3 separate regions of the Homo sapiens genome follow, and all the other regions are linked to region 2. Evidence: chromatin contacts called from ENCODE Hi-C or POLR2A ChIA-PET data. All regions are on one chromosome and are shown on one strand. The core of a region is the stretch at or near the end of the contact, and the rest is flanking DNA. Distances in the headings are between cores, read along the strand shown.

Region 1 (3,503 bases), core at 186-2,685, 760 kb before region 2:
AGATTTCAGTGAGATTTTTAGCAGTAGATTACTAAGCTCCTTAGTTATAGAACATTCAATGCATAGGAAAGTGTTTTTCCTACAAAGCATAACTGAAATGTAGTTTAACTAATGGTTTACAATTCAGTCAAATACCAAAGCTGCAAACCATTTAGGGAGTCATCAATTACATATTTTGTACACTTTCAAAAAGCTTACAGCTGGGATGGGTTGTTTATTTTCAAAGCATGACTGCTTTAAAATGATCATATTCTTTAGCCTGCCACCTAGGAAGCATTAAGCATTTACTTGCAGAATGAACAAACGAGCACGTTGTCTTGTGTTATGAAGTATATAATATAGTTCGTTTTAGTTTCTTCATTCGCAGACTATCAGGCTCATTTCACGTGACTGCTTGCACTTAGAACTGAGTTATCACGGAGTAGGAACTCTCCAACATCGTCGTCATAGACCAAGAGATGCCCATGAACAGCCATGAAAGTGCCAGTCAGGGAAGTATTCAGTGCTTTGTTGTAGAGTTGTTGGATAGAGGCACAGGATCATTTCATGTTGTTGAGGAGAAAGGAGCAACAGCCTCCTCCCACCTTATTAAAAATAGAGATTTAAAAAAACCTCTAATTTCCTCGAAGTACAGAATCTCAAGAGGTAGCTCTAAGGAGAATCCCTCTGGGTTTGAGCGCATTCCTCTTCCAGGGGGCCTATTCTTGGACTGCTTTCCTTAATAGAGAAATCTCTCTGAGCCAAAATCGGCCTCCCCCAATTCCATCCTGTCGGCCCCACTTTTCTGCTTCGGAGACTTCCAAGCCAGTCCCCACTCCTCCTTCAGCCAGTCGGGCCCGCACCCGCGCCCGGCAGGGCCAGCCCTCTCCTCCTCCTGCGTGGCGCAGCACAGGCCCTGAGCGCGCGACCCCAGGCCCTGGGCGCCCCGCCGCATGCTCGCGGCTGGAAGCCCCAGTTTGCGTGGCCCTTCGGGTTATTCCGCTCAAGAGCCGCCGCGTCGCCCCATCTCGGCGCGAATCTGAAAGCGCTTTCGGGGGAGAAGATGTTGGGGGCACTGGTGAGTACACTGCACAAGTGACAAAATGTTTTCAGCTCCTGGAGGCGAAAGGTGCAGAGTCGCTCTGTGTCCGTGAGGCCGGGCGGCGACCTCGCTCAGTCGGCTTCTCGGTCCGAGTCCCCGGGTACGAGGAAAGACCACAGGGGGCTTCTCGCGGAAAAGCGGGCCGCGGACCCTGCGCGGGCTGGCTGGGGCGGGCGGATGACGAGGCGCAGGGGCAAGGGTGGGTCTGCGAGGCGGCGGGTCCGGGCGTCTTAGGCTCCGGGGCTCCCTCGCTGGCGGCGGAGCAGGGATGGCGCGCCCGGGGGTGAGGGTGCGGCGGGTCACAAGCACTCGCAGCCCGCGGCGCAGCAACCCGGCAGGCACACGCACACGTGCACGCGCGCCCCGCACCCGCCCCCCGTGCGGCCCCCGGCTCGGGGCGGCGGCGGCGGCGGGGGCCGGGGGCGCGCGGGCCGGCGCCGGGCTGGGCCCCGGGGACCCCGCGGGCGGCGGGCAGGCGGGGAGGGCGCTCTGGGGCCCGCCCGCGCGGCTCCCATCCTCCGGGCCGGCCTCTGGCTCCGCGGGGCGAGGGGAGGCGCCCGCCGGCTCCGGGCGCCGCGGGCGGGACACGGGCGCGGGGCGCAGGCGGGCTCCTCCGGCGCGTGCGGACGCTGAGCGTGGCCTGTCCCTCAGGTCTGGATGCTGGTAGCCGGCTTCCTGCTGGCGCTGCCGCCGAGCTGGGCCGCGGGCGCCCCGAGGGCGGGCAGGCGCCCCGCGCGGCCGCGGGGCTGCGCGGACCGGCCGGAGGAGCTACTGGAGCAGCTGTACGGGCGCCTGGCGGCCGGCGTGCTCAGTGCCTTCCACCACACGCTGCAGCTGGGGCCGCGTGAGCAGGCGCGCAACGCGAGCTGCCCGGCAGGGGGCAGGCCCGCCGACCGCCGCTTCCGGCCGCCCACCAACCTGCGCAGCGTGTCGCCCTGGGCCTACAGGTGAGCCGCGGGCGCGTCCTGGCGGGGCCCGGCAGGTGGGGAGGGCAGGGCTGGGCGGGGAGAGTGGGTGGGGCCGGGCCGAGGCCGGGCAGGCGGGGAGGGTGGGGCGGGGAAGGGGAGGTGGTTGGGGCGGGGCGACGCGGAGGGGGCGTGGCACGCGGGGCGAGGCGGAGCAGGTAGGGGTGGGGTGGTGCGGGGCGAGACAGGGTAGGGTACGGTAGGGTGGGGTGGGGTGCGAGGGGCGCTGCGATGAGGCGGGGTGGGGCGGGGCAGTTGGAGCACTGGGGGGCAATTCCTAAACTGCGAAGGCCCACCCCCACCACCTCCCTTGAAGGAGTCCTGCTTCCTCTCTTTACCCTCCAGTATTTCCTATGCAACACGTATCTCTTGAACACCTCATCTCCTCCAGGTTGGATGGGTCCGCAAGGCACTAGCTGGGGACCCTTCCGTGATGTGGACACAGTGATGTGGACCGTACTCTGCACAGGGGGCCCGGGGAGGTGCTGCTGGGGGGTGCGCGGTACTATCCACATATTTCCTGAGTGCCCCTGTGGTCCAGAGGCTGCTGGAGTGGAGCCCTGGGAAGCGCCCTCTGAGCCCCTCTAGTTTAATAGCCTAAGGAAGGAGTGGGGATAATTGGGAAAGAAACCACACCATCAGGCAGTGCATGAAGTGACATGAACAGTTTCGAGAGTATTTTGGTCTTGGAACAGAGGTCATTTCAGAAGAAAGGGACAGCCTGCAGAAGGGGAAGGCTGGAGAAGTTGGGGGCGTGTAGGCAGGGTGCCGCAGTGTCCTCAGCAGGCACCTGTGACCGTCTTCCCTCTAGCTGGAGCAGGAGGAGCTGCCCTAGGGGGCAAGGCCTCCCAGGGCCACAGAGGTCAAGAAAGGCTTCGTGAAAGAGCTGAGTCTTGATGGAGGAGAGCAAGTCGCCTACAAAGGCAGTGCTGAGGGAAGGGACAGCTGATAGCAAGCGGGAACAAAGCGCTTGGAAAATGGGGAGAGCCACAAGGCGAGCGGGGGCGGTGGGGGTGGGGGGGCGTAGGCGAGGTGTTTGCCTGTGGGGTGGGCATCGATGTAAGGCTGGAGACAGGTGCAGGAGCTGGATCCCCGCCTTGTCAGCAGTGCAGAGCTTCACCCTCACGCCTGGAATCCCAGCACTTTGGGAGGCCGAGGCAGGAGGATTTAAGTCCAGGAGTTCGAGACCAGCCTGGGAAACATAGCGAGATCCCATTTCTGCAAACAATTTTTAAGGATTAGCGAAGTGTGGTGGCACGTGCCTGTGGTCCCAGCTACTCCAGAGGCTTAAGTGGGAGGATAGATTGAGCCCGGGAGGTTCAGGCTGCAGTGAGCTGTGGTGGCGCCACTGCCTTCCAACCTGCGTGACAAAGCGAGACCCCGTCTCTAAAATAAAAATTAAAGAGAAAAAAAGTCTTGACACTTGAGATGGAGGAAGCCATACAGCCACTCTGGTT
Region 2 (3,231 bases), core at 329-2,828:
TAGAACTAGGGTTTTAACCAAATACTTGGTTGAAAGCTGTACAAATCCAAACATAATTGAAGTCTTGATTCTGCCACTTTCAAGAGTGGGTGGTACAGATTCTTCTCATTCATAACATTAGTTTCTAGCTGATGTGGTTCGTTATTCAAAGAACACTTAACAGTCCTTCATAAAATGGTAGATTCAGTCTAAGGACTAAGAGTAGAACATTCTGGAATAACAATAACGTTTACAAACACCACTTACCATTTGGTCCTAGGTTTTCATAAAAAATTGATATAGGCAGCAGATGTATACAGAACACCCTAGTTGAGGCCAGTTTAAGTGTAAAATACCCACATACTCAAAGCCTAAGAACAATTTACTTAAGACAAAACAATGTTGGAGAAATTGCCCAATATCACAAATGTAGCAGTCACCCCTAAACAGTGTTTTTGATTAATGACAACCAATTTCCTTCAATCTTAAAGGCAACCAATTCAAGCCAGTAGGTTAAATCCTTGAAGTATACTGCAATGCTACTCCTTTTTTCCAGGGAATCAGATGAGAATTTTGTGCTAAGAACTTATCAGGAAAATGGAAGTAACGAAAATTAACACGCCAAAATATGAGTATAAGAAATATAAGCCTCCTTAATAATCAGCCAAGAAAAAAATAATCAGGTTATGTCTCCTCCCACCCATTCTTTCTGTCTTAACCTTCTGCAAAAGCCGGCTGGATTCAGAGTAGAAATAAACGAATTTTACAATGAGTCGAGTACCACCAAAAATCAAAAGTGGGAGCTTACTCGTCCTCCAGGTCTGACCCGCCTCCAGCCCGAGGCCACCAAAAGACACACCTCCCTTCCCCCAACCCGCCACAGCCGGCTCTACAGGTAACAGGCGTTTCTTCTCGCGCAGTTTGAACAAAAACAATCCAGAAGGAACAGATTTGGTTTTTTAAAAAAAATGAACAAAAGCCAAAAAAGCCACAAACACAACCTAAACCTTCTAAGAAGCTCGACTACTCCCGTTCTGCACGTTCCTTCCCAGAAGGATGCAGACCCCCGGTGTCGGCGGGAACCAGGAAGCTCTTGGGGCCTCCCTGGGCCAGACCTGCACCCGGGAAGCCGCCGCAAGGCTTCAGGAGCCCCAGGTCGCCCCAAGGCCGCGCCGCAGGATTGAACAAAGCGGCGGGTGCAGCAACCTCGGCGCTTCCGAGCGCGTTCGGGGCCGGACGCCCGGCGTCCGGCGCTGGCTCCAGAAAGGCGGCGGGTGTGGGGCGCAGAGGCCTATCTCGCGCCCTAGCCGCGGCCCGCGCCCCGCCGCAGTCCCCGGGGACGGTACTCACACACGCAGAGCTCCACCACGTACGCGTAGTAGGACCAGACGACCACGAAGGTGATGAAGAGCACCGGCACCCAGCCCACGACGCGCTGGCAGCAGCGCCACAGCGTCCAGGGCGCCATGTTCCGCTGGCGGCTGCCGAGCCCCGCGTCCCACCGTTCTGGGGAGCGCGGGAGCCCCGGCGACGGTGACTCGGACGCTCCAGGCGGCTGCTGGTCCAGCTCCCCCGCCTCCGAGGCAGGACTTGTGGGAGCAAAAGTCCGAGGCGCCGCCGGGACTCCTCCCGTCCCGGCGCCCAGCCAGGCCCCGCCCCCACCCCACATCCCGTCGCCCCCCTCCCCCCGCGTCCGTCCCCGCCAGCCCGCCCGCCGCGGGCCGCGGGCCGCCCCCGGTCTCCGCGTCGTTGGGGCGGGGTTTCCGCGGCCGGGGAGGCGGTGAGGGGGCGGGGCCGCAGCTCGGGACCGCCCATGGGGCGTGGCGGGGCTGGATGCGGACAGGCTGGGCGGACGCGGGAGGCCGGGGAAGGAGAGGCGAAAAACACGCCCTTGATGGATGAGAGGGACAGGGGATAGCTTTTGTGGATCGAGACTCAATAGGGGAGGGAGACTATGGAAATGATTCCTTAGCTGATTTGTGGATCTTGGCCCTCTCTGTGTACAGAACTCGCTCCACTGGGGTTCCTGGGACATTGAGTAGTTGGGGCACTGTTTCAAACATGACAAGGCCATTCCCCACTCAGTGTGCGAAGAATGCACATTGTTAGAAGGCTCCTCCTGTGATTTTTATGTTCGTCCATCTTGGCGGAACCCCTCCCTTTCTTGAAGATGGAACGGTAGATACCTGTAATTTCGGGTAGAAGCCATGTAGGGTCCATCAGTTTGATTCGTAACCCAAATTTAAGATTGAGTAGCGAGAAGGAAAGGGCATGTAAATGACCCTCTCCTTGCCCCGCAAACGACTAAGGAAATTTAAAGAATTTATTTACAACTAGAGGTTGCTAAGCAATGACGATAATCATATAGAACCCAGAAGCATCACTGTGAAGACTTCACAATGCAAGGTCAGACGCATTAGAAGGGATTCCAGACCGCAATCTTCATACCAGTTCCTGCTACTAGCATTCAGTTTTGGTTAGAATGAATTTTTGTGTTTGTTTTTTGAAACAGGGTCTTCTCGCTCTGTCGCCCAAGCTGGAGTGCAGTGGCACGACCTGGGCTCATTTAAGCCTCGACCTCCCTGCTAAAGCACTCCTCCTGCTTCAGCCTGCAGAGTAGCAGGGACTACAGGCCCGCCACCATGCCCAGCTGATGTTTGTATTTTCTGTAAAAACTAGGTTTCGCCCTGTTGCCATGCTGGCCCTGAACTCCAAGGCTCAAGGAATCCCAACCCCTCTCCGCCTCCACCTCCCAAAGAAGTGCTGAGATTACAGGTGTGAGCCACCACGACCGGCCTACACTGAGCTTTAAATTAGCTACTGCTCACTAAAGTCTCCATGAAGAAGACGTCACCCTTTGCTGTGTCAGAGAAATGTAGTAAAAGCGAGTAAGTATTTAATCACTGCACACTGCTGCTTGAGTAATAAAGCATGTATAAAAGATTCTGTTCTCCCTGATTTTGTGCCTTAAAAGTCATATTAGTTAGTGGCCTAGTTGACAGTAGGTTTAGGTTCAAGTTCAACTAGTTTTCCAGAGAGGCTGCTTAGGAGGGTTAGACCTCAACATAGAATTCGGATGGACATGGAAGAACATAAAGCCGTTTCTCCTCTATGTCATCTCTACGTACCAAAACCATGCTGCTAGAGCTCAGCACAAAGCCATGTCCTTTACAAGCTCCAGGGCTGCTAGAAATGATCTTTCACGACATTTTGTTTATAACCTAACTATAAAACTGTCACATTCGTTTCCTA
Region 3 (3,138 bases), core at 612-3,111, 980 kb before region 2:
CCAGGGGGACACACACAACCTTCCTCTCCCCTCCCAGGGCCCTCAGCCAATGACCAGCCCAGAAAGGTTTGCTGGAGAAACCGTCACCTGCCTGGACTTGCCCCAGCCTCCTTTACTTTCAGTAAAGGGAAGGAGACCATTTGGCCTTAACAATCTTGACCTCCTCAACTCTGGATCTTGTGATTCAGCTCCCAAAGTCTCAGGGACAAGGCTCCCCTGCCTCAGGGTCAAGCAAGCTCCGAACTCTTGGTCCATCCACTCTAGCTTCTAACAGCCCAGCATCTGGACCCGTGCGCAGCCTCCTTCACCCTCCAACACCCGGAACACAGGGCAGCAAAGTCCTCTCGCGATGTCCATTGCCCAGAGTGGCGAGTCAGAAGTCAGCCTCACAGACAGGATGGCCATCACCAGGCTACAGGGACAGGGAAGGAGCAGACAACTGGACAGGGAGGAGGGAGCCATCCGCCACCTCAGGAGCACCGGGAAGAGGGCCTCCCCGCATTCCCAGACCCCATCACACCCCGTGTCTCTCCCTCCCTGGCAGGGGTGGCAGGCATGCAGGTTCCAGCTGGAGTCCAAGCGACCTGGCCCAAAGGCTGATTCCACCTTTGGGCTCTGGGGTGAGATCTTTATCCTGTCATTTCTAAACAGATAATCCATTCAGTCATCAACAAATGTTTATTAAGTTCCTGCCTCATGCCAGGCACTGTTTTAGGTACTGGAAAAACAGCAGTAGATAAAGCAATCAAAAATATTCCTGAGGTGTGCAGGCAAAAATGATTGGGGGTGGAGAGTGGGTATGGCATGGAATAAATACTAGCACCCACTTTACGGGGGTGTCGTGAGGACTGAAGTGGGTCATTTTGTGTTAAGAGTGTGGCACAGGACCTGGTCCATGGTAAGGGATGGATGCACAGTAGTTCCCATTAGCTGCGGGTCATAGGCCAAGACTAAAGAAGAGCCATATCAGCCTCAGGAGGCCTTGGGAACAGAGGGGAATCACCTGATGCTGTGCAACTGGCTCTGGCCAGGCTCAGAGAAACCAGGGACCCTTTCAGCGGAAGATTCCCACCCACCACCTACCAACTAGGATGGCAAGATAGCAAGTGCCTTCAAACGCGAGCAAAGCAAGAAGCAAAAGGCCGCAGGACGAGTCCCGGTGACATATCCACAAATCACAGGCAGAGAGCCTGTTAAAGGAAGGCTGTGTAAGTGTACTCAGTCAGTGGAAAGTGGACTTGCTCCAGGAAGGCCACAGCCTCATCCTGGCCTGTGTCACCTGCCCCACGCACACGGCAGTTCCGGGGCAGGTCCTGCGCACGCGGCAGGAAGGAAGGAAACCACAGTAGGTCTCTCAGAGGAAACCACAGTAGCAGCCTCCTCTGCCAAAACAACAGAAATAGCTACTCCAGTGTCCCAGGTGTCTTCCCACACACAAATGTGCAATGCGATACTTGCTGAACGCCAGGGCCTCTGAAAGGCAGGAAGGTAATTAGCTGGGAGTGGTGGCATGTGCCTATAATCCCAGCTACCAGGAGGCTGAGGCAAGAGAATCACTGGAACCCGGGAGGCAGAGGCTGCAGTGAGCCAAGATCGCGCCACTGCACTACAGCCTGGGTGACAGAGCAAAACTCCATCTCAAAAAAAAAAAAAAAAAGGAAAAACGAAAGGCAGGAAGGTCTCTGCTGGGCAGCAGGGACTGATACAGGTCAACCAGACCCATAAGAGGTGAAAGGCCGCCCCTTGAAAGAAACCTTTTGATTTCCCCCAGTGGTTCAAACAGACTTACTGGGCAACAAGTCTTTGAATATTGACTTTCAAATGAAAATAAACACAGCAAGGCAGCTCTGCGTCAGCAGATATGCTCCCAGCGTGCTGATACCGCTAGGTGAGCAGCAGGGAGCCCAAGCCGGAAGAAAAACATGCAGCAGGGCCAGCACCGAGTTCTGCAGGTGTCCCTTACTTTTCATTAACATGAAGCTCCCAGATTCCCGCTTATGCCTCATACCTCTTAAAAACGCAGGCTCAGCAGGGCGAGGTAGCTTATGCCTGCAATTCCAGCACTTTGGGAGGCCAAGCTGGAGGATTGTTTAGGCCCAGGAGTTCAAGACCAGCTTGGACAACACAGTGAGACCTCGACTCTACTAAAAAATTACCTGGGTGTAGGCCGGGTGCGGTGGCTCACGCCTGTAATCCCAGCACTTTGGGAGGCCGAGGCGAGTGGATCACGAGGTCAGGAGATCGAGACCATCCTGGCTAACATGGTGAAAGCCCGTCTCTACGAAAAATACAAAAAATTAGCCGGGCGTGGTGGCGGGCGCCTGTAGTCCCAGCTACTCGGGAGGCTGAGGCAGGAGAATGGCATGAACCCGGGAGGCAGAGCTTGCAGTGAGCCAAGATCGTGCCACCGCGCTCCAGCCTGGGCGACAGAGCGGGACTCCGTCTCAAAAACAGCAACAAATAATTACCTGGGTGTGGTGACACATGCCTGTAGTCCTAGCTACTCGGGAGACTGAGGTGGGAGGATCGCTTGAGCCCAGGAGTTCAAGACGTCAGTGAGCTATGATCACACAGCTACATTCCAACCTGGGCAGCAGAGCAAGACCTTGACTCTAAAAATCTTAAGTAATTAATTTATATATATATATAATATTTGTATAAACTAGGCACTGTTTTAGGTGTTGGAGAAATAGCAGTAGGTAAAACAATCAAAAATATTCCTGAGGTGTGCAGGCAACAATGATTGGGGTTGGAGAGCGGGCATGGCATGGAATAAATACTAGCACCCACTTTACATGGGCGTCCTGAGGACTGAAGTGGGTCATTTTGCATAAAATGGGCGGCACAGGACCTGGCCCATAGTAAGAGATTGACACACAGTAGGTATATATACAGGCAGGCTCCATGGTGTATTTAATATTACATATTATCATTTAATAATGTTTAAAATTAAATATATAAAAATATTTTTAAAAATATATTAAAAATATATATAATAAATTTTAAAAAATTATTTTTATATTATATATTATTTTGTATACTAGATAATATATAATTGTATAATAGATAATATATAATATTCCATTATGTATTCTATTATATATTATACTAAAATATAATATACTATAGTATATAGAT

The links. A loop is a pair of places that touch in the nucleus more often than their neighbours do. ChIA-PET counts read pairs that join two places held with the same protein, here RNA polymerase II (POLR2A). Pooled maps may share reads with other maps.
Region 1: a loop to region 2 is called in a map of CD8-positive, alpha-beta T cell, with 8 times the contacts of the local background. The contact joins the promoter of IL17D here to the promoter of ZDHHC20 in region 2. A Hi-C loop is called at or near these places in 4 of 168 maps with a recorded cell type or tissue (CD8-positive, alpha-beta T cell, ascending aorta and gastrocnemius medialis) and 10 of 50 pooled maps.
Region 3: a pooled map shows a loop between it and region 2 (8-fold over the local background). The contact joins the enhancer-like site here to the promoter of ZDHHC20 in region 2. A Hi-C loop is called at or near these places in 5 of 50 pooled maps. POLR2A ChIA-PET finds 5 or more read pairs at or near these places in 2 of 52 experiments (CD4-positive, alpha-beta T cell and CD4-positive, alpha-beta memory T cell).

The regions. Positions count from the first base shown.
Region 1 is chr13:20,702,264-20,705,766 of GRCh38, forward strand. It overlaps IL17D (interleukin 17D), which reads left to right and starts at 1,436. Exons shown (of 2, transcript NM_001385224.1): 1 at 1,436-2,028. The coding sequence starts at 1,739. RefSeq lists silencers at 818-897, 1,318-1,457, 1,748-2,257.
Region 2 is chr13:21,457,725-21,460,955 of GRCh38, forward strand. ZDHHC20 (zDHHC palmitoyltransferase 20) reads right to left here and starts at 1,579. Exons shown (of 13, transcript NM_001330059.2): 1 at 1,330-1,579. The coding sequence starts at 1,447. LOC124903131 (a long non-coding RNA gene) reads left to right here and starts at 1,823. Exons shown (of 2, transcript XR_007063713.1): 1 at 1,823-2,455; 2 at 2,659-2,922. RefSeq lists a silencer at 1,492-1,871, an enhancer at 1,735-1,904 and a cis regulatory region at 1,820.
Region 3 is chr13:20,474,715-20,477,852 of GRCh38, forward strand. All of the region lies in intron 3 of CRYL1 (crystallin lambda 1), which reads right to left. Among named protein-coding and RNA genes, the nearest start is that of MIR4499, 42 kb to the left of the region's middle. RefSeq lists enhancers at 1,392-1,591, 1,662-1,711. Within about 2 kb of position 1,862, at least 9 of the 41 ENCODE cell types and tissues checked have a DNase peak (open chromatin) inside an H3K27ac peak, as active enhancers do; they include CD4-positive, alpha-beta T cell, where a contact is called at or near this core.